Linked DNA regions of Homo sapiens: region 2 is linked to region 1. Evidence: chromatin loops called from intact Hi-C (ENCODE). Cell type or tissue: ovary. All regions are shown on one strand. Links, peaks and the distances in the headings refer to the core of each region. The heading gives the core; the rest is flanking DNA.

What was found. A loop is a pair of places that touch in the nucleus more often than their neighbours do. Peaks named below come from ENCODE experiments on the same cell type or tissue, not always from the same donor. Only the 100,000 strongest peaks of a DNase experiment are listed, where the experiment ranks them.
Region 2: it touches region 1 in a loop (4-fold over the local background); 2 of 110 quality-filtered maps call a loop at or near these places.

Annotation. Positions count from the first base shown.
Region 1 is chr21:45,787,030-45,799,187 of GRCh38, reverse strand. All of the region lies in intron 4 of PCBP3 (poly(rC) binding protein 3), which reads right to left. Among named protein-coding and RNA genes, the nearest start is that of PCBP3-AS1, 43 kb to the left of the region's middle. In ovary, for the core only: no CTCF peak of the experiment used is centred there; no DNase peak of the experiment used is centred there.
Region 2 is chr21:45,650,186-45,662,343 of GRCh38, reverse strand. The region is part of intron 1 of PCBP3 (poly(rC) binding protein 3); the gene reads right to left. Among named protein-coding and RNA genes, the nearest start is that of PCBP3, 13 kb to the right of the region's middle. In ovary, for the core only: no CTCF peak of the experiment used is centred there; no DNase peak of the experiment used is centred there.

The sequences.
Region 1 (12,158 bases), core at 2,535-10,534:
TTCCGGCCCATCTGTGTGTCATGAATTCGTCCATGCACACTTTCACTCTCTCTACAGATCCACGCATTCAACCATGTACACATCCATTCACTCTCTCTATGGATCCATGCATTCATCCATGTACGCATTCACCCTCTCTACAGATCCATGCATTCATCCATGTACACATCCATTCACTCTCTCTATGGATCCATGCATTCATCCATGTACGCATTCACTCTCTCTACAGATCCATGCATTCATCCATGTACACATCCATTCACTCTCTCTATGGATCCATGCATTCATCCATGTACGCATTCACTCTCTCTACAGATCCATGCATTCATCCATGTACACATCCATTCACTCTCTCTACGGATCCATGTATTCATCCATGTACGCATTCACTCTCTCTACAGATCCATGCATTCATCCATGTACACATCCATTCACTCTCTCTATGGATCCATGCATTCATCCATGTACACATCCATTCACTCTCTCTACAGATCCATGCATTCATCCATGTACACATCCATTCACTCTCTCTATGGATCCATGCATTCATCCATGTACACATCCATTCGCTCTCTCTATGGATCCATGCATTCATCCATGTACACATCCATTCACTCTCTCTATGGATCCATGCATTCATCCATGTACGCATCCATTCACTCTCTCTATGGATCCATGCATTCATCCATCCATGCATTCACTCTCTCTACAGATCCATGCATTCATCCATGTATGCATCCATTCACTCTCTCTATGGATCCATGCATTCATCCATGTACCCATCCATTCACTCTCTCTACGGATCCATGCATTCATCCATGTACACATCCATTCACTCTCTCTATGGATCCATGCATTCATCCATGTACGCATACATTCACTCTATGGATCCATGCATTCATCCATGTACGCATCCATTCACTCTCTCTATGGATCCATGCATTCATCCATGTACACATCCATTCACTCTCTCTATGGATCCATGCATTCATCCATCCATGCATTCACTCTCTCTATGGATCCATGCATTCGTCCATCCATGCATTCACTCTCTATGGATACATGCATCTGTCCATCCACGTATTCACTCTCTCTAAGGATCCATGCATTCATCCACATGCACATCCATTCACTCTCTCTACGGATCCATGCATTCATCCATGTACGCATCCATTCACTCTCTCTACAGATCCATGCGTTCATCCATGTACACATCCATTCACTCTCTCTATGGATCCATGCATTCATCCATGTAGGCATCCATTCACTCTCTCTATGGATCCATGCACTCATCCATCCATGCATTCACTCTCTCTATGGATCCATGCATTCGTCCATCCATGCATTCACTCTCTATGGATACATGCATCTGTCCATCCACGTATTCACTCTCTCTAAGGATCCATGCATTCATCCACATGCACATCCATTCACTCTCTCTATGGATCCACGCACTCGTCCATCCATGCATTCACTCTCTGTGGATCCATGCACTCGTCCATCTATGCATTCACTCTCCCTATGGATCCATGCACTTATCCATCCATGCATTCACTCTCTGTGGATTCATGCATTCATCCATCCATGCATTCATCCATCCATGCACACAATCACTCTCTCTATGGATCCATGCATCTGTCCATCCATGCATTCAGTCTCTACGGATCCATGTACTCATCTATCCATGCATTACACTCTCTCTATGGATCCATGCACTCGTCTATCCATGCATTCACTCTCTGTGGATCCATGCACTCGTCCATCCACGCATTCACTCTCTCTACAGATCCACGCACTCAACTATCCATGCATTCACTCTCTGTGGATCCATGCACTTGTCCATCCATGCATTCACTCTCTCTATGGACCTATGCACTCGTCCATCCACGCATTCACTCTCTGTGGATCCATGCATTCGTCCATCCATGCATTCATCCATCCATGCACACATTCACTTTCTTTATGGATTCATGCATCCATCCATCTAGCATTCACATTCACTTTCTCTACGGATCCATACATCTGTCCATCCACATATTTACTATCTCTGTAGGCCCATACACCACGCTCTTTCACCCCAAATACTGTACCATGTGTTTCCCCAAAACAACATCCAGATAACCACAGTGCAATGATCAAAATCAGAACATGAGCACTGAGCCAGTATTACCACCTAATTCTCGGCTGATTCTCCATGGCCTGTCCCCAGACACATTACAAATTCATTGATTAAGCCCTCGTATTTAAACTTTATATAAAAATAACACAAGAGGGCCTTCAAGAGCTATGTAATTAGAAATGCTATTATAAATCATGCTTCCATTCTAAGAGGTTTGGGAAACAAATTTCACACAATTCAAACCCCATACAAAGTTTTTTAAAAGACAAAAGAAAATAAGAAACTAAATAACATCTTTACTGACAATAAACACACCATAAAAACATGCTAACAAAAAAGACAAAAACCATAATCAAGTATTTGTTAATTGCCTAAAAGGCATTAATGGTGCAAAAGGTGAAAAAATACAAATCAGAATTAGAAAAACTAAACAACTGAGGTCACAGAACTAGAAAATATGTGGGAATAGAAAGAAAAATATTTCAAAAATAAAGATGAAATTAGAAGACACAAAAAGACCAAATAAACACAACAGACAAAAAATGGAAACTTTAAAAAATTTTTAAAAAAGCAATGAAAAGAATTCAAGAGAAGTGATACATACAGAAGACAGACAAGGAAGTGCAAACACATGTGAACAGCATCCCAAAGAGGAAACTGAGGCAGGAGACACAGCAAAACCTCCAAACCAAATTGTAAAAAGCTCTTCCTAAATGAAAATAAAAACAGTTAAAACTAAGTGCAGGTTGGATTTAATTTTCTAACACTTTACTTATGATTGCACATCTGTTTTCTGAGGGTACAGTTACCTATAGATTTTTTTTTAACAATTCTTGCACAATTTCTACATGACAATATTGCTGAGCTCATCAGATGACTTGGAGAAGTTTTGTTGTTTCTGTACACCAGCATGGTTTATAGACCTCACACATGACCCTCCCTTTGGGACATGCTGAAACCCACCTGCAGAGGGGATCGTCAGGTGGTGTGAGAGTGCAGCCCTCTGACTGGCGTTTTCAATCACTCTCACAATTACGGGTCTTTTCAGACTCATTACATACATTGAGGCAGTTTCGTTGATTTACATCTTTGTAGAAAACTGTTCACTTAGATTTCCAAATTTCTTTGCACAGAGGCTGTAAACAGCAGTCTCTTAGAGTGTTAACAGCTTCCTACCTGCAGTGGTATCTATTTTCCTGTTTCCCAAGTTTTAAGGTTTCACACCTTCTCTTTCTTGATCGAAGTGGCTAACAGTTTAAGTATTTTATTGATTCTTTTTCAGAATTTATTGCACCAAGCAATAAGTTTCCATGCTCTACTGTATTAACCTCTATTTTATCTTCATTCATTTTTCCTACTTTATCTTGAATTGGTTTTAAGTCTTTCTCTAACCTTTAGAGTCATATGGCCAGTTCATTCATTGTAAATGTTTCTGGTTTTCTGACATTTTCTTCTGAGAATTGCTTTTGTGGCATCCCTCATGTTTGACGTGCAACATTCTCTCACTTTCATTACTTTTTAATCAGTATGCTTTATTTAAAGGCATTCCAAAATTCCCAAGTATATAATGACGCCTGGGTTACTTTTGGCTATCATTTTGTGTTTTTTTCCACTTTTACTGCACTTTATGATTTCTGCTTTTGAAAATTAAGATTTTCTATAAAATCAAATACATGGCAGAGATATTTGTGAATGGTCCTGGAGAGAGAGAGAGAAGGTAAAGAAAAGAAAGGAAAGGGGAAAAAAAAAAAAAGAAAAAGAAGAAGACAAGTGTCCTCTGTGTCCCCTTCCAAAAAGAGAGTGGGTTATGAATGCTATTCAAATTCCTCGTAAACATACGGACATTCTGGTCCCTTTGATTTGTCAATTGAAATTTCCCATTATGGTACTGAATTAATCCATCTCTTATTCTTAGAATTTCTTTCTACATAAATTTCACAGCTATGTAATTATGTACATAAAAGTTCACAATGATCGTATCTTCTTAGAGGATTATAAACGTGAAGTATCTTTGTCCCATTTAATGCCTTTCATCTTTTTCACGAAAATGTCGTTGCTGGTCTGCTTTCTAGTGGCTGGCATTGCTCAGTGCCCTTCCCATTAACAAATTCTCTGTTTCTAGGTCCTTTTTTTTTTTTTTGAGACAGAGTCTGGCTCTGTCGCCCGGGCTGGAGTGCAGTGGCGCAATCTCGGCTCACTGCAAGCTCCGCCTCCCGGGTTCACGCCATTCTCCTGCCTCAGCCTCCCAAGTAGCTGGGACTACAGGCACCTGCCACCACGCCCGGCTCATTCTGTGTATTTTTAGTAGAGATGGGGTTTCACTGTGTTAGCCAGGCTGGTCTCGAACTCCTAACCTTGTGATCCGCCCACCTCGGCCTCCCAAAGTGCTGGGATTACAGGCGTGAGCCATTGCACCCGGCCTCTGGGTCATTTTTAAGACAATCTGAGGTCTGCCTTTTAATAGAGAAATCTAACCTCATATTTGAATTAATGTCTTGCCTTATATATTTTCTATGATTTCAAATGTTTTCCATTCTACTCCACCTTTTGGTGAATTGATGAGGTTTTCTTCGTTCTGAAAATTTTCCTGTTCAAGATGTGAAGTCATGCATCTGTCCCTATTCCTCAGGGAGCTCCTATTTACTTAATTTTAGAGGTGGGGTCTCATTCTGTCACCTGGGCTGGAGTGCAGAGGCACGGTCTTGGCTTGCTATAGCCCCAAACTCCTCGGCTCAAGCGATAATCCCACCTCAGCCTCTGGAGTAGCTGGGACTACATGCACGCACCACTACATCCAGCTAATTTGTAAATTTTCTGTAGAGCCAGGGTTCCTTGTAAATCATTTACAATGGTTCCTTGTAAATCATTAATCCATTTAAGCCTTCATTTCTATACTACGGGCGTGAGTAGCATCTATAAATTTCCCCTGAAAAAAACCCTGAAGTTTAGTAAGCTTTCATTTTTCTCCTTCTCATCATTATACAGATACATATGCTTGAGATTTTTATTTCAAATAGTATTTTAATTTGCATACCAATATACACCAACAGTGATTTAGACTAGTACATGTTACACTGGATGCTTTCCTCTCCATTATTTGTGGAATCAAAACTTGTTTTCTTTCATAGATAGTTGTCTTTTTTTTAGTTTTGTCAGGGTATTAGGGATGAGGCTGGTAACCTCTGAGTCCTTCACTATCTGAAGACACTTTTCCTTTGCCCTTCAATTTGAATTCTAGTCTGTCTGTGTCTACAATTCCAGGTTTGAAATCATTTTTCCCGAGTATTTTGAAGATACTGTTCTAATTAAATCTAGAGTACAGTTTCTCATTGAGAAGTCTGATGCCAATCACCAGCCAGAGCTTTGCAGGGGCTATCGCCTCCCGTCTCCTCCTGCAGAGCCCCTGTGGAGTCTCCGCTGTCCACAGTATCTGAAACTCGGTCCTCACAGGTCCTGGCAGCCATGTTTTCCCCGCGCCCACTCAATACTGGTCAGTCCTGTGATGCGCTCTGTGCTCGGGGAGACGATCTTCTAGGATGTCTCCATTATCTTCCCCTCAATATTCTCTCTTTCCTGGTCCTCAGACTCCTGTTAAACAGAATATGGAGCTTCTCAGCATCGCGCTTGGCCTCAGCTTTTCCTCTCGCTCTCCCCGCCTGTCAGTCCTGGAGCTCTGCATCAGCGAGTCCTGGACTCGCTGGTCCTCGGTCTGTGCTCGGGAATAGCTCTCGGTTTTTGACGTCTGAGTGCGGTAACAGTTCTGGGTCTGCGTTCTCAATAGTCCGTGGCTATGCAACTCTTCATGCTGCCCATTCTGTGAGTCCTGCTTTCCTGGCTGTGCCACTTTGACCGTCTACTCTTCAAGGCCTTTGGCACTCCCTTTGAAGGAGCCGTGTGTCTGACCGAGTCTCCGTCCGGAAGGCGGCCCCACGTCTTCTTTCTGCTGTGCTTGCTGCTGCTTTCTCCTGCTGCTGGTTTCCCTCCAGCGTGCTGTGGTTCCCAGCTTGTTGGCAGTTTTGCTTTAGAGAGGCTTGGTTTGCTCATCCTGGATACTGTTCCTGTCTACTTTGGTCAGCCTCGGGTGTTGCAGCAGGGAGAAGGAGGGGTGTCTTTGGACTGCATGTGACAATGTTTCATCTCCTGGAAGTGGCTCCCTGTCCCTCACTGGAGTTGGTGGCTGGCCCCGACACAACTTCTGACTGCCTGGGCCCAAAGCCGGGGGGTTTGAGGGGGATACCTGGCTCTGCTCCTCTGAGTAAGTGCTGCCAGCCAGCCCTCTCCAACTCCCTGAGTCCATTAATCTGCGCTGAGCGTCCTAACTTCCACTCTTCTCTGCATTAGGCCTGTCTGCATGTCTTCTGTGGTGATGTGATTCCACAAACATCGCCTGTTTCTCTCTCTTAATAATCAATCAAGACATCTGGTCCTCTGACTGCAGTCATCCCTGTCTCCTAGCACATCATGAATTTCTGTTGTTGCTGCTGTTTCAAAATTTCTGTCTTTTCTGGAGATTCTGGTTCAGGGTGTCAGTAGATGACTGTTCTCAGGTGACCATCCTGTTACAATCACCAGAAGACTGACTTGTGCTGTCTTTTTTAAAAAAGAAAACTCTATTTAAGTTTTCTTTCCACAGACAATAGATAAGCTAACCTCTTATCCCAGAGGGGCTTCCTGGGAGGGCCCCCACCTTCTCTGCACCTTCATCACTGCCAGACGCTGGCCTCGGTGGGCCAGCCAGACCCTCCACTGAGCCCGCCCCTCCTGGCATCCCAAGGCTGCCCCAGCGGTTCTCTTGCCCTTGCCGCAGCTCTGCGGGTTGCTGCCACCTGCACAGAGACAAGCTACTGTTTCTCCCACTTTCAAATAAAGGCTGGAAACACAATTTTTAAAGTTCTAGTTGGTAAGATTAATCTCAACACAGTAGCCTGGAGCCCCGGGCCTCGCCTCCAACTGCTTCACAGCCTGGCCCTGCGAAGGGTGGCCCTGCAGTGGCCTGGGCCAGGTGGGCTTGCAGTCGGCTTGCCTTGAGGTCCCAGCACAGAGAAAATGGGAGAAGCAGGACTCACACCCAAGCGACTGGAGCAAGGAAAGGAAAGGCTGTCAGCCTGAGGGCGGGCACTGCCCTAAGGATGGGGACTGGGCATGAGGCCCAGCTCCTGAGTGCAGCTCAGGGCTGGAAATGAACTGCATCCTTGCTTTCAGGAGCAGGACCTAACTACATAGTTGCTTTAGGATTATTTAAGCCTTACCCTGCAATTTCTCTGTTGTCTGTAATTACCCTGTGCCACGACCTAACACTTGCTGTGCAGTCAGTCAAGCGGTTGGCAGTTACCAGGGAAACCAAGTAGTACTATTCTCTAAGCTGAAGAGGTAGTTGTATTTTAAAATTTTTTCTTAGTTGTATTCTACTTCGACAGAAATTAACTTATGACTGCCACCAACTGGAAAAAGAAAGTTGTTGGCGGCCACCTGCCTTCCGGCTGTTGCACACCTCCCTCGCGAGCTTCTCTCCTTCCCTAGCCCAGATCACGCCGCGAGACCATCGTCTCCTCTCTGCCTTTGTGTCTGGCTACCCGCTTGGTTCCTTGTCCTTGCTTGACAAAAGCCACACCCTATTAAAGTCTCACTCTCTGTCAATTCCGTGCCTAGACTCTGGAGCTGCACACAACTGGAGAACACAAACGACTCAGTGTACACCAGACCAGACCACAGGCAGGCCACACACACCAGTGACCACACTCACTCCCTGGGCTGGCCATGCTCCCAGCCTTCCAAATTCTACCGCACAAACCTTACACTGACCCATATGAAACTGCCTTTTATCGTACATCAAAAACATATAAATATGCATATCTCATACCGATTCCTGTCTTCAAAACTCCCCCTTCCCACGCTGGGCTGACGACCAACACAGCCTTGTTGTGAGGGGCTTCCTGGGATGGACCCCACCATCTCTGCACCTTCGCCACTGCAAGATGCTGGCCTCGGTGGGCCAGCCAGCCCCTCTACTGAGCCCACCCCCATCCTGGGCATCCCAAGGCTGCCCCAGTGGTTCTCCTGCCCTTGTGAGAGCTCTGCTGGTTGCTGTGACCTACACAGAAACAACCTACTGTTTCTTCCACTCTCAAAACTGGCTTCCTTCCCCCTACTACTCTCTTTTCCTTTGTAGTAAAACTCTTCAAAACTCCACCTTGCTGCCCCAGCCCCTCTGCTGTCCTTCTCCCTCTCCAGAGCACCCCACTTTTGCTTTTGTTGCCCGCCAAGTCTAAAACTGCTCAAGACCCCCAAGGACCTGTGTGAGCTCTGGTGGCTCATTCCTGGCTCTCCCCTTACCCCACCTGTCCACAGGATTGAGACTATCTCTCCTCTCCTGATGAGGCACTGCCCTCAGCTTTTGCGTCTCCTGGGTCCCTCGCTGGCCACTTAGGCTCAGACTCTGCTTGTTCCTCCACTGCATCCCAGCCTGCCAAGGCAGGGGCGCCCCAGGCCTGGGTCCTTGCTCCTCTTCTCTCCACAGACGCCCCCGGATGACCCATGCCATTTCCGGCATAAAACATCATGGAGGGACCAATCAGGCACAAGTCCACAGGCACAAGTCCACCTCTCCTGGGTCTCTCTATCCAACTGTGTGCTCACTGCTCTGCCTGAATGGCACGGCGTCCCACCTTGGCTGCCCTCGATGCAAGTGCTGGACACAACTTCGTCCTTCCTGCTAATCGGGCCTAGAGCCCCGCAGTCACCTCACCTCCCCTGTCCCACAAGTACTTCCTCCACTCTGTTTGAAGGTCCTACCTTCAAAACGGATCCTGAATCTGACCCTCTCATGACGTCCTCGGGACCACCTCTCACCTGGGTCCAGGTGAAGCCTCCTCACCAGTCTCTGCTTCCCCACTGGATCCCCTGAGAGACTATTCTTTTTCTTTTTTTTTGAGACGGAGTCTCACTCAGTCGCCCAAGCTGGAGTGCAGTGGCGAGATCTCGGCTCACTGCAAGCTCCGCCTCCCGGGTTCACGCCATTCTCCTGCCTCAGCCTCCCGCGTAGCTGGGATTACAGGCGCACGCCACCACACCTGGCTATTTTTTTTGTATTTTTAGTAGAGACGGGGTTTCACCGTGTCAGCCAGGATGGTCTCCATCTCCTGACCTCGTGATCCGCCCGTCTCGGCCTCCCAAAGTGGTGGGATTACAGGCGTGAGCCACTGCGCCCGGCCGAGAGACTATTCTCTACCCAGACACCAGAGCGATTTGGCGAGAACCTAACTCGGCCCAGGTCCCTCCCCTGCTTAAGACAAGAAGCACTGGCATGTCCCACCTCTGCTTAAGACAAGAAGCACTGGCTCCCACTCACAGCAAAAGCTCTTAGGACGCCACAGGACCACAAATGACCTGCTCCTCACCTCCTGGAACTCAGCCCCTGATGCTCTCCCTTGCTCGCTCTGCTCCGGCCACACTGGCCCCGGGTTGTCCTCCACCTTAAAGCCTTCGTGCTGGGGACTCCTCTGCCCGGATTGCTCCTCATCCATGGCTCACACCCTCATCTTTCCTTTAACATCACCTTCTTAATAAGGCCAACCTTGACGGCCCTATTGAACACTGGCAACCCCCAACTGCATGTATGTATGCACACATGTGTACACATACACACATGAAAAGACACGATCACAAACACATGCACACACTCGTGCACTCATAGGCACACAAGCACATGTACACATGCACCCACTCATGCACACATGAACTCACATGCACACACTCACCCTCGCACACATGCGGGTACACTACGTGCACAATCACACACATACATGCAATCACACACACACGTGCACACACTATGTATGCACAAACATGCATGCACATTTGCATGTGCAGACACACACATGCACACGCACGTGTGCACACACATTCACTCCTGACCTCTGCTTCATGCCCCCTTCCTTGATCTGCTGAGCATGCCATCTCATTTTCTCAGGTATGAAGTACACACAGGACGGCCAGCTCTGGGGACACAGCCATTGATGTGCACTCACTGTGTTCTAAGCCCAGGACAGAGCAGGGCACAGAGCATGTATTTGGTTACTGTTGGCTGAATAAGTCTGTTGGATCTGGACAGCAATTCAATTCTTCCAGCCTCATTTAGAATTATTGCTAAAACCATTTCTAATTCTGAAATGTGTCATTAGCTCCACTGTGTTTCTAACCTGAGGAGAACTGCCCTGTGACTGGTGAGTCATTAACATTCTGCATAGATGAAAAGTTGACAGTCACCACATACTCCAGATCATGTTGTTTAAGAAATACAACTTTTTTTTCTCATTCCACTACAAATTACCCTGTAAAAGGAAATAGACATGAAGCAGGTCAGCATCTGAGAGGCCGTTAGCATCGTCTCTGAGGGGCCCTCGTGGCGGCCCACAGTGAGTGAGGTCAATGGGAGTCGGGTGCAGTTCAGGGTTAAGAACCTCAAGAGAACGGTCAAGCAAAGGGAGCAACCAGAAGTCAGGATCGGCCCCGTGGGGTGGGAAAAAAGAGGGCAGGGCGTGGGCTGAGGTAGGTCAGCCGACAGCACTGAGGTTGGGGACAGGCAGACATGGGGGCGAAGCTGGGCAGGGCAGGCAGGGTCACAGGTGAGCCATCATCTGGAACAGAACGGGGCCGGGCAGGCAGGTCACCAGCAGGGGTAGACGAGAGTACCTGGGAGTGTCTCCTTCTCCCGGCCTGGGGCCGCCTGTCCTGCCAGCCCACCTGCTCCCCGAGGGTGACACACTGTCCATCTACCAAAAAGCAAGGGAGAAGTATCACGTTACCTGACGAACTTGGCAGGACCCATGCCAGGCACGCCGCCCACACCCTGCGTGACCCTCCCCATCCCTCACCCATCTGACTGTGGGGGGTTCACAGGACACCTTGTTACTTGAATTCAGTACTGCATCCTCCAGAAATGGTCAGACACGATTCTACAGGTCACAGCATGTCCCAGTAAGGAGACACCAGCTGTTCCTGGCTATGCCCTCCTGTCAACTCCTGACAACTGGTGCCCACCTTGCAACTGTAGGTGCCCCCATCTTCCCCCGTAGGTCTCCCCAGTCTCTCCCCGCCTTTGCTATAGTCTGCTAAAAAGTTACCCTTTACTTGCAGGTAGCATTACCTGAGCTATACCTCAAAGCCTGATCTCTTTAGTAAGGCTTTCAACTTTTCCTGTTGCAACAGTCCACATCCTCAGTTATAGCAGAAATACCTTTTTAAAAATCTGGTAACACATTTGTGAAGCGTCAAAGGTGCCTGGCATGCTACAGACCCCAACCAAACTCTACTGTCTAGTGGAGCAAAGTGACGGAGAAGCAAGGCCCTACCCTGTGGACAGCCATTAGCCCTAGCCTGGGATGTCCCCCACTGCTGTGTGGGCAGGAATGCCAGTGACCACCAGGGCCCAAGCAGGGGGACTCGCTTTGTTCCCTGGAGGCCCCACCATATAATTTAGGCAGCAAGGAAACACTTCCAAAAAACTCGGATGAGGCCAGGCACAGCGGCTTACACCTGTAATCCCAGCACTGTGGGGGGCCAGGGCGGAAGGATCACTTGAGCTACGGCTGGTCTGGAGTTTGAGACCAGCATGGGCAACACAGGGAGACCTAGTCTCTATTTAAAAAAAAAAAAAAATTAGCCAGGTGTGGTGACACGCGCCTGTAGTCCCAGCTACTCAGGAGGCTGGGGTGGAAGGATCACTTGGGCCCAGGAAGTTGAGGATGCAGTGAGCTATGATCACGCCATTGCACTCCAGCCTGGGCAACAGAGCAAGACCCTGTCTCAAACAAAACGAAACTCAGATGAAACGTCAAGATCCAGCTGTTATCCTAATGAATTACGTTCCAGAAACAGGCACTGATTATGAACACATGCAAAATCTTAAAAAGGAGGCGAAACTATTTTCAAGCATTTTATGATTTCCAAGAACGTTCAGGCTTATTACAATATACCTAGTATTTACCAGATTAAAAAGCAGGCACTATTATGATTTTTATAGATGAGGATCAGGCTCAGA
Region 2 (12,158 bases), core at 1,603-9,602, 140 kb after region 1:
CTCAGGACCAGCCTAAGCAATATGGTGAAACCCCATCTCTACAAAAAAAAAAAAAAAAAAAAAAAAAAAAAACTTAGGTATATTGGCACATACCTGTAGTCCCAACTACTTGAGAGGCTGAGACAGGAGGATCACTTGAGCCTGGGAGGCAGAGGCTGCAGTGAACCGAGATCAACAATAACAAAAATAGACAAATGGGACTTAATAATAACTTAAAAGTGTCTACACAGCAAAAATAATCATCAACAGAGTGAAGAGACAACCTGCAGAATGGGAGAAATATCTGCAAACTATACATCCAACAAAAGACTAATATCCAGGATCTACAAGAAACTCAAACAACTCGACAAGAAAAAAAAATAACCCCATTAAAAGTAAGCAAACATGAACAGGCATTTTTCAAAAGATATACAAATGGCCAAAAAACATTTGAAAAAGTGCTCAACATCACTAATCACCAGAGAAATGCAAATTAAAACAACAATGAGATATCATCTTACAACACTCAGAATGGCTATTATTAAAAAGTCAAAAAATGACAGATGTTGGCAAGTATGCAGAGAAAAGGAACACAAATGTAAATTAGTACAATCTCTATGGAAAACAGTGTGGAGATTTCTCAAAGAACTAAAAATAGAAATAGAACTACCATTTGATCTGGCAATCCCACTACTGGCTATCTACCCAAAGGAAAAGAAATCACTGTATCAAAAAGATGCTTGTACTCGTATGTTATTACAGCACTATTCATGATAGAAAGATATGGAACCAACCTAAGTATCCATCAACAGCTGACTGGATAAAGAAAATGTAGTATACATATACCAAAAAATACTACTAAGCCACATAAAAAAATGAAATCATGTCCTTTGCAGCAACATGGATAGAAATGGAGGCCATTATCTTAAGTGAAATAATTCAGAAAGTCAAATACCATATATTCTCACTTACGAGAGAATATGGGAGCTAAGTAATATATACACATGGACACACAGAATGTAATAATAGACACCAGATATTTGGAAAGGTGGGAGGGTGAGAGGGGGTGGGGAATGAGAAATTACCTAATGGTTAAAATGTACACTATTCAGGTGATGCTTATACTAAAAGCCTAGACTTCACCAGCATGCAATATATGCATGTAATAAAACTGTACTTGTTCCCTCTAAATCTATTTTTAAATTGAAAAATAAAAATTATTAAAAACAAAACTGTAACAAGTACAGATAACTGTAAAAGCCAGTAATTACAAATCTGTGTTGAAGTGAACAGAATGTACAAGATATATATATATATTTTTTTTGAGATGGAGTTTTCCTTTGTCTCCTAGGCTGTAGTGCAATGGTGCAATCTCAGCTCACTGCAACCTCTGCCTCCTGGGTTCAAGCAATTCTCCTGTCTCAGCCTCCCTAGTAGCTGCAATTACAGGCATGCACCACCACTCCCGGCTAATTTTTGTTATTTTTTAGTAAAGACGGGGTTTCACCATGTTGGCCAGGCTGGTCTCGAACTCCTGACCTCAAGTGATCTGTCCGCGTCGGCCTCCCAAAGTGTTGGGCTTACAGGTGTGAGCCACCATGCCCAGCAAGATGTACTTTGTATGACAATAACAGCACAAAGGAAGAAGGAGGGAATGGAGATATACAGAAGCAAAGTTTCTGTATACTAGTGAAATTAGACTGGTACTAATCCAAACTAAACTGTTACAAATTGCCAGTAGTAAGACCCCAAGTAACCCCTAAGAAAATAAAAAATAGTAAAATAAATGAAAATATCTATTTAACACAAAGTCAGTAATGGAGTAATAGAAAATTCAAAAAGACATTGCATAGAGAAAACAAGAAGCAAAATGGCTGGCATAAATTTCACCTTGTCAAAATTGCATTAAATGTAAATGGATTAAACATTCCAATATAAGCACAGAAATTGTCTAAATGGATTTTTTAATGATTCAGTTATATGTAGTATACAAGAAAGACACTTAAATACAACGAACAAATAAGTTAAAAGCATGGAAAAATATATACAATGCAAACAGTAACCAAAGGAGAGCTTGAATGGCTATATTAACATCAGAAAAAAACGGTCTTTAATACAAAAATTGTTATTACAGACAAAGAATATTTTATAACTATAAAAAGGTCAATTCATCAAGAAGCTCTAACAATTATATACATATATATACATATATATATGTGTGTGTGTATACATATAAAATAAAGCCCCAGAATGCATGAAACAAAAAATTAAGAGAAAAAAGGGAGAATCAGACAGTTCAACAGTAACAGTTGGAAACTTCAAAAGTCCGTTTTCAATACAGGATGGAATGCAAGACAGAAAATCAGAAAGAAAACAAAAGATTTAAACAATACTAATAAACTAATTAGACCTAGCAGACATTTATAGAATTCTCCATTCAAAAAGCAGAAAACACATTATTCTCAAATACACATGGAACATTCTCTAGAACAGACCAGGTGTTAGCCAAGAAAATAAGTCCCAAAATTTTAAAGGATTGAAGTAATATAAAATATGTTCCCCAACCACAAGGGAAAAAAATAGAAATCAGTAACAGATAAAAATTTAAGAAATTCAAAAGTTTGTGGAAATTTAACAATACACTGCTAAATAACCAGAGTCAAGGGAGAAACCACAAGGGAAATTAGAAAATACTTTGAGATCATTAAAAATGAGGCCAGGCACAGTGGCTAACGCCTGTAATCCCAGCACTTTGGGAGGCCATAGCGGGAGGACTGCTTGAGCCCAGGAGTTCGAGACCAGTCTGAGCAACATGACAAGACACTGTGTCTCACAAAAAATTAAAAAATTAGCCAGGTGTAGGGGAATGCACCTATAGTCCCACCTACTCAGGAGGATGAGGTGGGAAGATCGTTTGAGCTCAGGAGACTCAAAGTTGAGGCTGCAGTGAGTTGTGATGGCACCAATGCACTTTAGCCTGGGTGTCAGACCAAGGCCCTGTCTCAAAAAAAAAAAAAAAAAAAAAAAGGAAAGTAAAAGAAAGCACAACATATCAAAACTTATGAAAGGCAGTAAAAGCAGTTCTTACAAAATTATAGCTGTAAACACCTATGTTAAAAGAGAAATATCTCAAATCAATAACCTAACGTTCTACCTTAAGAAATCAGAAAAAGAGCCAACTAAACCTTTGCAAGTGGAAGAAAGAAAAAAACAAATATTCGAGCAAAAATGAAACAGAAAATAGAAAAACAACAATGAAACCAAAGTTTTTTTTTTAAAAAAAGACCAATGAAACTGACAAACTTTTATCTAGAATGACCAAGAAAAAAAGAGGGAAGACTCAATTTACTAAAATCAGAAAGAAAACTACCAACCTTACAGAAATAAAAGGACTATAAAGAAATATTATGAACAACTGATGGCCAATAAATTAGATAACCTAGGTGAAATTCACAAATTCCTAGAAAGACAGAAACTATCAAAACTTAAAAAACAGTACATCTGAAAAAAACCTAAAACAAGTAAAGATATTCAGTATTTTAAAAATTTCCCACAAGGAAAAATTAGAAACAGATGGCTTCACTATTAAATTCTATCAAACATTTAAAGAATGAACACCAATCCTTCACAAGGAGAAACGGACACTTGCCAACTCATTCTATAAGGCCAGTATTACCCTAATACCAAAACCAGACAAAGAGATCACAAGAAAACTATAGATTAACATGTCTTAAGAATACAAACTTAAAAATCCTTAACAAGGCTGGGTGTGGCGGCTCATGTCTGTAATCCCAGCATTTTGGGATGCCAGGGCAGGCAGAGCACTTGAGGTCAGGAGTTCAAGACCAGCCTGGCCAACATGGTAAGACCCTGTCTCAACTAAAAATTCAAAAATTAGCCATGCATGGTGGCACGCACCTGTCATCCCAGCTACTCAGGAGGCTGAGGCAGGAGAGTCGCTTGACTCCAGGAGGCAGAGGCTGCAGTGAGCTGAGATCGCACCTCTGCACTCCAGCCTGGGTGACAAAGTGAGACTCCATCTCAAAAAATCCTCAACAAAACACTTGCAAAACCGAATCCACCAATATATAAAAAGGATTATATGCCATGACAAGTGGGATTTATCTAGGGAATTCAAAGTTGGCTCAACATACAAAACTGAATCAATGTAATACATGACATTAATATAATAAAGGACAAAAATAACAGTATAGATGCAGGAAAAGCATCTGACAACATTCAACACGCTTTCATGATAATAACACTCAACAAAATAGGGATAGAAGGGAAATTCCTCAACCTAATTAAGGGCATCTATAAAAATTCACAGCTACCTATACTTACTGGTGAGAGGCTAAAAGCTTTCCCCCTAAGATAAGGAACAAACAATGATGTCCACCCTTGCCACAACAATTAAACATTGTGTTAAAGCTTATAACCAGGGCAATTACATGAGAAAAATTTTAAAAAGGCATGCAGATTAGAAGCAAAGAATTAAAAGTATCTATATCTGCAGATAATATAATCTTGCATATAAAAAATCCTCAGGAATCCACTAAAAAACTATTATAGCTACTAAATCCTATGCTCATGGATTGGAAAACTTAATATTGTTAACCTGACAATACTCCCCGAATTATCTACAGATTCAATTAATCCCCATCAAAATTCTACCTGCCTTTTTTTTTTTCCAGAAAGTGACAAACCAAACCTAAAAATCATATGAAAATGCAAGGGACCAGGAATAACCAAAATAAATAAAAAGACCAAAGTTGAAGGACTCACACTTTCCAATCTTAAAACTTACTACAAAGCTACAATAATCAAGACTGTGTGCTGCTGGCATAGAGAGAGACATATAGGTCCATGGAATAGAGTTGAGAGTTCAGAAATAAACCCATATTTTATGGTCAACTGAGTTTTGACAGAAGTGCTAAGGCCATTCAATAGGTAGTCTTTTGAACAAATGGTACTAGGACTAGACAGCCACAGGCAGAAGAATGAAGTTAAACTCCTCCTTCATACCATAGACAAAAATTAACTCAAAACGCACCAAAGACCTAAATTTCAGAGCTAAAACTATAAAACCCTTAGAATAAAACGGAGGTGTAAATCTTTGTGACCTAGGATTAAGCAATGTCTTAAATATGACAAAGCACAAGCAACAAAAGAAAAAAATAGATAAATGCAGTATTACCAAAATAAAAATCATTTGTGCATCAAAGGATACTATCAAGAAAATGAGGCTGGGCACGGTAGTTCACACCTGTAATCCCAGCACTTTGGGAGGCCGAGGCAGGTGGATCACGAGGTCAGGAGAGCGAGACCATCCTGGCTAACACGGTGAAACCCTGTCTCTACTAAAAATACAAAAAATTAGCCAGGCGCAGTGGCGGGCACCTGTAGTCCCAGCTACTCGGGAGGCTGAGGCAGGAGAATGGCATGAACCTGGGAGGCAGAGCTTGCAGTGAGCCGAGGTTGCGCCACTGCACTCTAGCCTAGGCGACAGAGCAAAACTCTGTCTCAAGAAAGAAAGAAAAGAAAATGAAAAGACTACTCACAGTTGGAGGGAAAATATTTGCAAATCATATACCTGATAAGGGACTAACATACAGAATACATAAAGAACACTTACAACTCAGCGATAAAAAGACAATCCAGTTTTTAAATGGGCAAAGGATTTATTTATTTTTGTTTTTGTTTTCAGCTATTTTTTTTAATTTATTATACTTTAAGTTCTGGAATACATGTGCAGAACGTGCAGGTTTGTTACACAGGTATACACATGCCACGGTGGTTTGCTGCACCCATCAACCCGTCATCTACATTAGGTAGTTCTCCTAATGCTATCCCTCCCCTAGGCCCCCACCACCGACAGGCCCTGGTGTATGATGTTCCCCTCCCTGTGTCCATGTGTTCTCATTGTTCAACTCCCACTTATGAGTGAGAACATGCGGTGTTTGGTTTTCTGTTCTTGTGTTAGTTTGCTGAGAATGATGGTTTCCAGCTTCATCCATGTCCCTGCAAAGGATATGAACTCATCCTTTTTTATGGCTGCATAGTATTCCATGGTGTATATGTGCCACATTTTCTTTATCCAGTCTATCACTGATGGGCATTTGGGTGGGTTCCAAGTCTTTGCTATCGTGAACAATGCTGCAATAAACATATGCATGCATGTGTATTTACAGTAGAATGATTTATAATCCTTTGGGTATATACCCAGTAATGGGATTGCTGGGTCAAATGGTATTTCTGGTTCTAGATCCTTGAGAAATCGCCACACTGTCTTCCACAATGGTTGAACTAATTTATACTCCCACCAAAAGTGTAAAAGCTTTCCTATTTCTCCACATCCTCTCCAGCATCTGTTGTTTCCTGACTTTTTAAGGATTGCCATTCAAACTGGTGTGAGACGGTATCTCATTGTGGTTTTCATTTGCATTTCTCTAATGACCAGTTATGATGAGCATTTTTTCATGTGTCTGTTGGCTGCATAAATGTCTTCTTCTGTTCATATGCCTTGCCCACTTTTTGATGGGTTTTTTTTTCTTGAAAATTTGTTTAAGTACTTTGTAGGCTCTGGATATTAGACCGTTGTCAGATGGATAGATTGTAAAGACGTTCTCCCATTCTGTAGGTTGCCTGTTCACTCTGATGATAGTTTCTTTTGCTGTGCAGAAGCTCTTTAGTTTAATTAGATCCCATTTGTTAATTTTGGCTTCTGTTGCCATTGCTTTTGGTGTTTTAGTCATGAAGTCTTGGGCAAAGGATTTAAATAGCCATTTCTCCAAAGAAAAAACAAAAAGGGCCAATAAGCAGTACATAAAAAGGGCTGAATACCATCAGTCACTACAGAAATGCTAATTTATACCACAATATCTACTACTTCCCACCCACTACATGGCTATAATCAAAAAACTGGAAAATAACAAGTGTTTGAGAGAATAGAATGTGCAGAAATTGGAACCCTCATAAATTACTGATGGGAATATAAAATGGTGCAGCATTTTACATTCCAAATTGTTTGGAATTTTACATTGCCAAATTGTTTCCCGAAGATGTTGCAGCATCTTCGGGAAACAATTTGGCAGTTATTCAAAAAGTTAAACAGAGTTACTGTATGACTCAGCAATTCTACTTCTAGTGTAAACCAAGACAAGTGAAAACATATATTCATATGAAAACTCGTACTACTGTTCATAGCATGTTGTTCATAACAGCCAAAAAACAACCGAAATGTCTATCTACTGATGAATGGATAAACAAAATGCCATATATCGATACAACTGAATATTAGCCACAAAAAGGAATGAAATACTGATACATACTACAACATGGATAAAGCTTGAAAATGTTATGCAAAGTGAAAGAAGCCAGACACAAAAGGCCACATACTATATAATTCCACTCATATGAAATTTCCATAATGGGCAAATTCTTAGAGATGAAAACTAAATTCACAGTTGCCAGGGCCTTTGGGGAGGAAGAAACAGGTAGTTACTGTGTATGAGGTTTCTTTTTAAAGTGAAGAAAATGTTCTGGAATTATGTAGTAATGACAGTTGCATGACCTTGAAAATACACCAAAAAACACTCAATTGTAAACTTTAAAAGGGTGAATTTTATAGTGTGTGAATTATATCCCACAAAACGTTTAAGTAAATTGAAAGAATTTGTTAAAAGATGAAATAAAAATATTTTTAGATTAAAAAATATGTAATGTTGGCCAGGCGCGGTGGCTCACGCCTATAATCCCAGCACTTTGGGAGGCCAAGGTGGGCAGATCACGAGGTCAAGAGATTGAGACCATCCTAGCCAACATCGTGAAATCCTGTCTCTACTAAAAATACAAAAATTAGCTGGGCGTGGTGGCGTGCACCTGTAGTCCCAGCTACTGGGAAGGCTGAGGCAGGAGAATCACTTGAACCTGGGAGGTGGAGGCTGCAGTGAGCTGAGATCACGTCACTGCACTCCAGCCTGGCAACAGAGCAAGACTCCATCTCAAAAAAAAAAAAAAAAAAAAATGCAATGTCTACATCAGCTGACCTGCAATAAAGGAATTTCTAAAGAGGGCCCTTTGGGCAGAAATGAAATCATCCCAGAATAAGTTAGAAATGCCAGGGAGCAATGAAGAGCAAAGAAAAGACAAGTATCTGAATAAATCTAAATGAACACTAACTGTTAATATTACTGTTAATACAATACTGTTAATGTTACCAGTAATAATACTATTAATACCAATATTGTTAATATAATACCGTTAATATTAATTTATTTCACTGAATTTAAAAAGAATATATAGAATTAAAGTGCATAATAATAAGCACATATGAATCTGGAGGGGGGTCATAGAGTTCAAGTCTTCTAAGAAACTATGATCTGTCTAGGAGAAAGATAAAGGTATAACTACATTATCTGGATAAGTTAGTAACAATTTACACAATAACCACTAAAAGAACAAAAAATAGGACAATCTCCAAACTACTGGAGAAGGTGGAAAAATGGAATGATTTTTTCAAAAAATCACATTATCAGATTAAAATAATGCAAGAAAAGAGAGAAAAATAAACACAGAAAATGTAGGACAAGACAAATACATAATAGAATCGTAAATTTAAACCCAAATAGATCAGTAATTACATTTAATGTAAATGAACTGTTCCAATTAAAAGACAAAGACTGTCAGATTGAATGAAAAAAATATCTAACTATACTCTTTGCAAGAGACATACCTAAAGCATAAAACTATAGTAAGGTTGAGAATAAGATAAAAAACAAAGATAGTATGTAAATATGAGCCTAAAACATCTAGCATGGCTATGTTAATATTAACATCAGACATACCATATCATAAAGTCAAATATTAATTACTAGATATAAAGAGAACCAGTCATAATAATTAAAGTCTCCATTCATCAGGAAGACCTAATAGTTTTAAATCTGTGTGGCCCTGACAACACAGTCTCAAAAATTTATACATAAAAACTGGCAGAACTGCTAGAAAAAATAAGACAAATCCATAATCATCATGAAATTGTGTAATTATCTCAGTAATGAATATAACAACCAAAAAAAACTAGTAAGAAAGCAGATGTAACATGCTTACCAACTCAGCTAAACAGAATATTTAGTATAGTACATTGAACCCAATTATTTCCAGGCACATAGGAATATCTGAGAAAACTTACATACCATATTCTGGGCTACAAGGCAAATCAGCATATTTCAAAGGATTAAAATCATAGAAAGCAGGATCTTTGGGCAATATAATTTTGCTGAAGAATAATAAAACAAGAAAATATGCATATGTTTAGAAATGTTTAAACGTTCTTCTAAATTACCTAGGAATCCAAGAAAAAACCATAATGGAAATTAGAAAGCATAACAAACAATAATGAAAATGCCTTAGATCAAACTTTGTATGATGTAGTTGAGGCATTGTTTACAAGAAAATATATCACTTTAAACACACATATTAGAAAAAAAGGAAAAGCTGCAAATTAATAAATTAAGCATTCATCTCAGATTAGAAAAGAGAACAGCTATAAGAAAGGAAAATTACAAGCCAATTTCACTCACAGGCACAAATGCAAAAACTCCAAACAAAATATTAGTCATCAGGGCGGGCGTGGTGGCTCACACCTATAATCCCAGCACTGTGGGAGGCCGAGGCGGGCAGATCACCTGAGGTCAGGAGTTTGAGACCAGCCTGGCCAACATGGTGAAACCCCGTCTCTACTAAAAAATACAAAAATTAGCCAGGCGTGGTGGAACGTGCCTGTAATCCCAGCTACTCTGGAGCCTGAGGCATGAAGAACTGCTTGAACCCGGAAAGAGGAGGTTGCAGTGAGCCAAGATCATGCCACTGCACTCCAACCTGGGCAACAGAGCAAGACTCCGTCTCAAAAAAAAAAAAAAAAGCCATCAGAATCCAGTCACATATTTTAAGAATAAGCTGGCATGATCAAGTTATGTTTAAATAGTAGTCATCTGTGGGTAGTAGAATTATCAAGATTTTATTCTGCTTTTTATGCTAATCTTTCCTTTAGAAATTTTCTACACAAACATCCATTACTTTAGGGACCAGGAAAAATATTTTTGAATTAATCATTAATATTCTGATCTCTCATCTTTTTGAGATCAACTAATTAATAAATGGCAAGAAGAAAAGAACAAGGGCTGGCTCAGAACAGCCATTCTGTCTGAATAATATAAGGATACAAGGCTTTATTTGTCTCAGTGTCTCTACTGGGTTGACTGAGAACAAAGAAAGGGTGAATAGGAGTAGAAAAGGATTTACAAAGATAGGAATGTGATAATAGCAATTTGTAGGCTTTTCCCCAAACATTAAAGGAGCGATCTCATACACAAATGCGTCTATAAATAGAATCCATATTGCACTTTAATGAATAATTTAAAACCACTCTGCAAACAGGGTTAAGAAAACAGGAACCTAGATGCTCAAAAATCAATAGTTCTGTCCTATCCCAACCTGGTGAGTTACAGAAACAGATGTCTAAGTCTTACATTATTTTTTAGAAATGTTGGAAAATAGATGGTTAGGTAGAAAAGGACTTAAAAACATTTACAACCTTTGAGCTAATAGTTCTACCTTTAGAAATTTAGAAGCAATCAGTGATACGCACAATGATTTTTGTATAGGATATTTTTCAAAGCATTATTTATCATGATGAGTATTTTAAAGCAACATAAATGTCTAGCTATAGGGAAATGGTTCAATAAACTGGGACACTCTTTGGAATAGTATGCAGCCATTTGAAATCATATTTTAGAAGAACACATTATGAGACAAGGAAATGCTCATGATCTAGTAAAAGGAAAAATATTGGTTCAAAAAACATACTTTGGAATGAATCCCAACTTTAGGATATGCATATCATACATAAATACAAGTAGGAAAAAACACTGAATATCCTTTTGTGCTAAGATTAAGGATAATGTTGATCTTCTACTTTATAATTTTCTGTTTCTTCCAATTTTTCTACACAAAACATTTGTATTACTTTTATAAATAGAAAAAACGTTGTATAAAAGAAAATAAATAATAAGCTGGTTACCTTAAATAGAGTCGAACACCCTTCATCAACCCAAATCCACTTCTAAGGGGAGGTCAGTAGAGATCAGTACATCAGTTTTCTATTGCCACATAACAAGCTATCACAAATTTAACACCTTAAACCAATATGTATTTAATATCTCACAGTTTCTGTGAGTCACGAATTTAAGCAGGCTTAACTGGGTCCTCTGCTTAGGGTCTCACAAAGCTGCATTCAAAGTGTTTGCCAGGCTGTGTTCTCACCTGAAGCCTTGACGGGAAGAATCTGTTCCCACGCTCACTCAAGATTATTGACAAAATTTGTTTCCTTGTGCTATTGGACTGAGTGCCCCCTGCTTCCAGGATGAGGAAGATTCTACCACCCCGCCCCATCTGAAATTAGGTATGGCCAGAATGACTCCTTCTGGCCAATGAAATGTGAGCAGAATGGACTAGCGACCCTTCCAAAGTGATTAATTGCTACTGCAAGTGTCTCCATATTTAAAAAGGTCCAGATCCAGACCATTTAAGAATCGATTTTGCCAAATTTCCAGGAAATAAAAATTCCTCCCTTTCCAAAACTATGACATTTGGGAGGCCAAGATGGGAGAATTTCTTGAGCCCAGGAGTTGAAGACCAGCCTGGGCAACATAGCAAGACCCTTATTCTACAAAAAGAAAATTTAAAAATTATCTGAGCATGGTGGTTTGCGCCTATAATCCCAGCTAATCAAGAAGTTAAGGCAAGAAGATCACTCGAGTCCAGGACTTCAAGGCTGCAGTAGGATATGATAGCACCACTACACTCTAGCCTGGGTGACAGAGAGAGTCCCTGTCTCTAAAAAAAAGAAAGAAATTATTACAAAGATGATGAAGTATCATGTTGATACCAAATCTGAATAAGGGTGATACAAGAAAAGATTATCACTGGTCAACACCTCTTATGAATATATATGCCAAAATCCCAAATATTTGCATATTGGGTCCAATAATTTAGGCTGGAGTGCAGAGGCATGATCACAGTTCATTGCAGCTTCAACCTCCCAGCCTTAAGTGATCCTTCAACCTCAGTCCCCCAAGTAGCTAGGACTACAGATGCATGCCACCATGCCCGGCTAATTT